2 separate regions of the Homo sapiens genome follow, and region 2 is linked to region 1. The links are chromatin loops, found by intact Hi-C in ENCODE. Cell type or tissue: IMR-90. All regions are shown on one strand. Each heading gives the region's core, and the rest is flanking DNA. Links, peaks and the distances in the headings are about the cores only.

The links. Peaks named below come from ENCODE experiments on the same cell type or tissue, not always from the same donor. Only the 100,000 strongest peaks of a DNase experiment are listed, where the experiment ranks them.
Region 2: it touches region 1 in a loop (10-fold over the local background); 8 of 110 quality-filtered maps call a loop at or near these places.

What each region holds. Positions count from the first base shown.
Region 1 is chr16:58,187,715-58,190,639 of GRCh38, forward strand. The region is part of intron 2 of CSNK2A2 (casein kinase 2 alpha 2); the gene reads right to left. Among named protein-coding and RNA genes, the nearest start is that of CSNK2A2, 8.9 kb to the right of the region's middle. In IMR-90, for the core only: no CTCF peak of the experiment used is centred there; no DNase peak of the experiment used is centred there.
Region 2 is chr16:58,305,187-58,308,111 of GRCh38, forward strand. No RefSeq gene overlaps it. Among named protein-coding and RNA genes, the nearest start is that of PRSS54, 12 kb to the left of the region's middle. In IMR-90, for the core only: a CTCF peak has its summit at 1,321 (motif pointing left); no DNase peak of the experiment used is centred there.

The DNA of each region.
Region 1 (2,925 bases), core at 172-2,671:
TCATATTTTTAGTAATTTATTATTTAATAAGTCATTGTGATTCCTCACAAAGTCCTTATGTAGCAGAGTTGAGCTATCTGCCCAAGATCACAGAGCCCATGGCAGAGAGGGGCAGGAATCAAAGCTGGAAGCTGGGCAGTCTGACTGCATGCTATACTCTTGCCACAGTGCTTTTGTTTCCCAAGTGTGGCTAACGGGAGAAACGTAACTAAGGAAAAAAGAGTATTTTATCACTGAGACACTGTTATAATAGCAGAGGCAAAGAGAGGCCAATGGATTTGCCAATAAATAATAAAGCAAGACTTTTTTTGCCTGTGTGTGGGGTGGGGAAGGGGAGGGGAGGGGGAAAATATAACATACACACATGCCAGAGAAACCTTCATCTTTTGTTGGTCACTAAGATACAGCTTTGAACACATAACAAAACAGAGAAGGAGAGGACTATGAAACAAGAGCACTTGCATCACCTATAACAGGGGGCTCAACTGACAGGCTGGGCTCTCGCTGCGTCCTTGTGAGCCAGCTGCCATGATGACACCCGCTCTCCGCCCGCTGTGCCAGGGTTCCCAGGAGAGCAGATGTGGCTGCTGTGCATGTTCCCCGACTCCACTTAGAAACCTTACTCCTTAGTCCCTTTTTCATTAACGAGGGAGCTCGAAACTTTGGGGGAAAAAAGCACTGTACAATCTGATTAAAAAATAGCCAGGGAAGGACACACTACAAAATAACCGGCCTGTAAGATCAAACACGTCAATGTCATTCATGAAACAAACTGATCCAGACTTTTAAAATGTGACAACTGAATGTAACACATGACTACAGCTGAATATCATCATGTAATCTGGGATTTTCCTTTGCTATAAAGAACATTATAAGGATAGCTGGCAAATGTGAATGAGAGCTGTAGATTAGGTAACAGCAATGCATCAATGGTTACCTTCTAATTTTTTAATATGGCATTGTAGGGTTATGTAAGAAACTATTTTTAGGAAATGCATACCAAAGTATTTAGGGATGACTACGATTTACTCTCAAGCACGTCAGGAAGAAATACATAACATAAATGTCATTATATAGGTGTGTGTATATGTACACAAATGTGTGTGTATATGAGAGAGAAAGAGAAGGATAAAACAAATGTTAACATTTGAGGAGTCTGGGTGAAACAGATATGGGAATTCCTGCAACTTTTTTTAAGTCCAAAATTATGTTAAGAAGTTAAAAGAAAAATAAAAACTGGCTTTTTTTTTTTTTTTTTTTGAGACGGAGTCTCACTCCGTGGCCCAGGCTGGAGCACAGTGGCGCAATCTCAGCTCACTGCAAGCTCCGCCTCCCAGGTTCAAACAATTCTCCTGCCTCAGCCTCCCAAGTAACTGGGACTACAGGTGTGTGCCACCACGCCCAGCTAATTTTTTTGTATTTTTAGTAGAGACGGGGTCTCACCATGTTGGCCAGGGTGATCTCGTCCTGACCTCAGGTGATCCGCCTGCCTCAGCCTCCCAAAGTGCTGGGATTACAGGCATGAGCAACTGCGCCCGGCCAAAGCTGGCTATCTTATACTTATAAATTCAGCCAATGCTACCAGTTTAGTCAATGCCTTTCGATATAAGAAAATTCTAGATTTGTCATCCAATACTGGAAAGCAGCTATAGATCTATAAGAGTGGTAACAGAGAGGAAAAAAACCCACAGCCAGAGGCCTATATCCACCAAAAACCCTCTTCTAATTCTAACAGTACTCCTAACTCCTTACAGGCACAACCCATTAGTTGCCTTTATGACGCTGCCCCATGTAAAGTCTTGCATTGGTCTCCGGTTATTCAGCAACAGGTCAGGCCTGGACAACCCAGTTAAGATGAACCTCCCTCTCAATACATCTAAAGGTATCTGGCATAGCAACTGAAGCATATTTTGCTGCCCACCAGGTGTCTAACTTAAACTTCCCAAACTAGAGACTGGGAATAGCAGGGCAACTCTGAAGGTGGCACAAAGGAGTCCCAAGTCACAAAGGCAGCTAGAGTCCTCACATGCAAACAAAATACCAAGAAATGATAAAAAAGGAAGGTGACAGACCCACAGTCCAGGACACTTCCCTCCAAACCATCAAAAACTAAGCTACAGGTAGATCCCTTCAGCCTCAGTTTATTCCTCTGAACTGGAGAGATGCTCGAGAAACTAAACCAATGAGCTCTGAGGAGCTGAAAGTGATCCTTTTAATGTGAATCAGAGATAAAAAGTTAGGATTTATGAGGGAGGATTGTTGGTATCCTAAGGAAAATAAACCTAGTTTTACAGAAATAAGGATGCCTTGACTCTCCTGTCCAGAGCCTGTAGCCATTCACCACCAGTTACACAAAATGGAGAAAATACATATATTTCCACAACGATCTCACAGTTTCACTCTGCATGCTAGAAGAAGTCTCCGTCTGGGGTTCATTTATTCCAATTCAGAGACTATCTGTTTAAAAGATTCAAACTCAATCAGTTTAGCTATTGTCCAAACCAATAAAAAAATTTTTTTTTAACTTGAAATCTAGTAGACAAAGTGGTGAAAAAAAGAACAACTGAACTGACAAATTCAAGACAGGCAGGAACATATCTACAGCTCCTAGCTCTCAAATTTGGGGTTACTTTTACTCTACTACCAAACTAACAAGTGCTCCACCAAGATATTAATTTCATCACCTGCAATGAACAATGGTTGCCAAGAATGTAGAAGGACAGAGTAAAAAGAAAGTTCAGCCTGGATGATGGCACGTAATTCACTACCCTGGTGGCATCCCTAAAACTCACTGCACTTGACCTATATAAAAATATTATCTGAGCAATGTTATTTCATCACAGAAAACTTTTCCTCTAATCTTTCAAGTTTCATCACCCCAATTACATGATCTACTCCTTGAGGGTAACTGTTTACTCTCAGGAG
Region 2 (2,925 bases), core at 317-2,816, 120 kb after region 1:
TGGTCTGTGTGCCTATTTTTATACCAGTACCATGCTGTTTTGGTGACTATAGCCTGATAGTATAGTTTGAAGCTGGGTAATGTGATGCCTCCAGGTTTGTTCTTTTTGCTTAGTCTTGCTTTGGCTATGTGGGCTCTTTTTTGGTTCCATATGAATTTTAGGATTGTTTTTTTCTGTTCTGCGAAGAATGATGGTGGCATTCTCATGGGCATTGCATTAAATTTGTAGATTGCTTTTGGCAGTTTGGTCATTTTCACAGTATTGATTCTACCCATCCATGAGTATGGGATATGTTTCCATTTGTTTGTGTCATCTATTATTTCTTTCAGCAGCGTTTTGTAGTTTTCCTTGTAGAGGTCTTTTGCCTCCTTGGTTAGGTATATTCCTAAGTATTTTAGTTTTTTGTAGCTATTATAGCTATTGTAAAAGGGGTTGAGTCCTTAATTTGATTCTCGGCTTGGTCATTGTTGGTGTAAAGCAGTGCTACTAATTTGTGTACATTAATTTTGTACCTGAAACTTTACTGAATTCATTTATTAGTTCCAGGAGCTTTTTAAATGAGTCTTTAGGGTTTTCTAGGTATATAATCATATGATCAGCAAACAGTGACAGTTTGACTTCCACTTTACTGATTTAAAGTGGAGAGAAATAAAGAAATAAATATCTCCTTTAAAGAAATAAAGAGCATCTCTTGTCTGATTGCTCTGCCTAGAACTTCCAGTACTGTGTTGAATAGAAGTGGTGAAAGTGTGCATCCTTGTCTTGTTCCAGTTCTCAGAGGTAATGCTCTCAATTTTTCCCATTAAGTATAATGTTGGCTATGGGTTTAGAAAATTCATTTTCAACTGCATGAACGAATCTGTAGGATATTATGCTAAATGAAATAAGCCAGACACAGAGTGACAAATGCTGAGTGATCTTGTTGATATGTGGAATCTAAAAAAATCGAACTCAGGAGCAGAGAACACAATGGTGGTTGCCAGGGGCTGGGGGTGGGGACCTGGGGAGATGTTGCTCAAAGAGTACAAAAATTTGAGTTAGGTAGGATGAATACCTGGAGATCTATTGTACAATATGGTTGCTATAGTTAATAATAACGTATTATGTTATTGAAAATTACTGAGAGGAGATATTGAATGTTCTCACCACACACAAAGATAACTATGTGAGGTCATGGATATGTTAATTTACTTAATTGTGGTATAATCATTTCACAACATATACATATATTTAAGATCACATTGTGCACTGTAAATATACACAATTTTTTTTTTTTTTTGAGATTGAGTCTTGCTCTGTCAACAGGCTGGAGTACAGTGGCGCCATCTCCTGGCTCACTGCAACTTCCACCTACCTGGTTCAAGTGATTCTCCTGCCTCAGCCTCCCCAGTAGCTGAGATTACAGGAGTGCACCACCATGCCCAGCTAATTTTTGTATTTTTAGTAGGGACGAGGTTTCTCCATGTTGGCCAGGCTGGTCTCAAACTCCTGACCTCAGGTGAGCCACGTGCCTTGGCCTCCCAAAATGCTGAGATTATAAGCGTGAGCTACCATGCCTGGCCAAATATACACACTTTTCATTTGTCAATTATACCTCAATAAAGCTGAGAAAAAATAAAAGGACAAAAAAGGAGATTCTAATAAATAATATAATATAATAAATTCCTCTAACGTTTCAAAAAAAAAGAAAGAAATTGACATTATTGGTGAAGGTGAAGTCTCTAGCATGGCCGAGACAGGCAGCCTTTTTCCCTTCTCCCTCCCCAAGGTCATCACTACAACAACAACACTGCTGTTTTTACACTTTTACTACAAATTACATGTATCCATAAACAACATGCTGCATTGTGTGTGTTTTTTAAATGGGCTCACACCATACATATCATTCTGCTGCTTGCTCTTTTTTTTTTCTTTTTTCTTTTTTGAGATGAAGTCTCATTCTGTCACCCAGGCTGCAGTGCAGTGGCAAATCGGCTCACTGCAACCTCTGCCTCCCAGGTTCAAGCAATTTTCCTGCCTCAGCCTCCCAAGTAGCTGGGATTACAGGTGCCTGCCACCACGCCTGGCTAATTTTTTGTATTTTTAGTTGAGATGGGGTTTCACCATGTTGGCCAGGCTGGTCTCAAACTCCTGACTTCAAGTGATTCGCCTGCCCCGGCCTCCCAAAGTGCTGGGATTACAGTTGTGAGCCACCATGCCCGGCCTACTGCTTGCTCTTTCATCATTATTTCAAGATTTAGTCCATTCATTTTCATTGCTGTCAAGTATTCTATCCCATAAACACACCTCAATTTATTGATTCATTCCCCTGCCCATGGACATTTGCATTGTTGCCAATTTCTAAAATATTAACAAATAATCCTGTAGTAAACATTGTTGTACCATTATCCATATGCAAGTGTAAAGGATGTAAACCAAAAATAAAATTCTAAGCTTGCTAACCATCTGAATGGACAGGGCATTCCAAAGTTAACCTGAAAAACTAGCTCAGGCCATGATGGGAAGAGGGAGTCAGACAGGCCTCATTATACCTTTCTGTCTTGGAATTCAGACCCAGCTGACCAGTACTGATATCAACACAGACCTTAAGACTGATAGAACAGACTCTTTAAGTCTGATAAGAAACATTTACAATCTATTCTTTCTGAAGCCTGCTATCTGGAGGCTTCATCTGCATAAAACCTTGGTCTCTACAACCCCTATTATAACCCAGACATTCCTTCCTATTGATTCCAGGTCTTTAGATAATAACTCTTTCAACCAATTGCCAATCAGAAAATCTTTGAATCTGCCTATGACCTTGAAGCTTTGAAATTATTGGTAAAGTAATATTAGGAATGTCTTAAGAATTGTCAGCATTTTTTGTTTGCATTTATTAAGCAGTTTCATACTTATCTCTGCTAAACACTACACTGTGTCAAAATT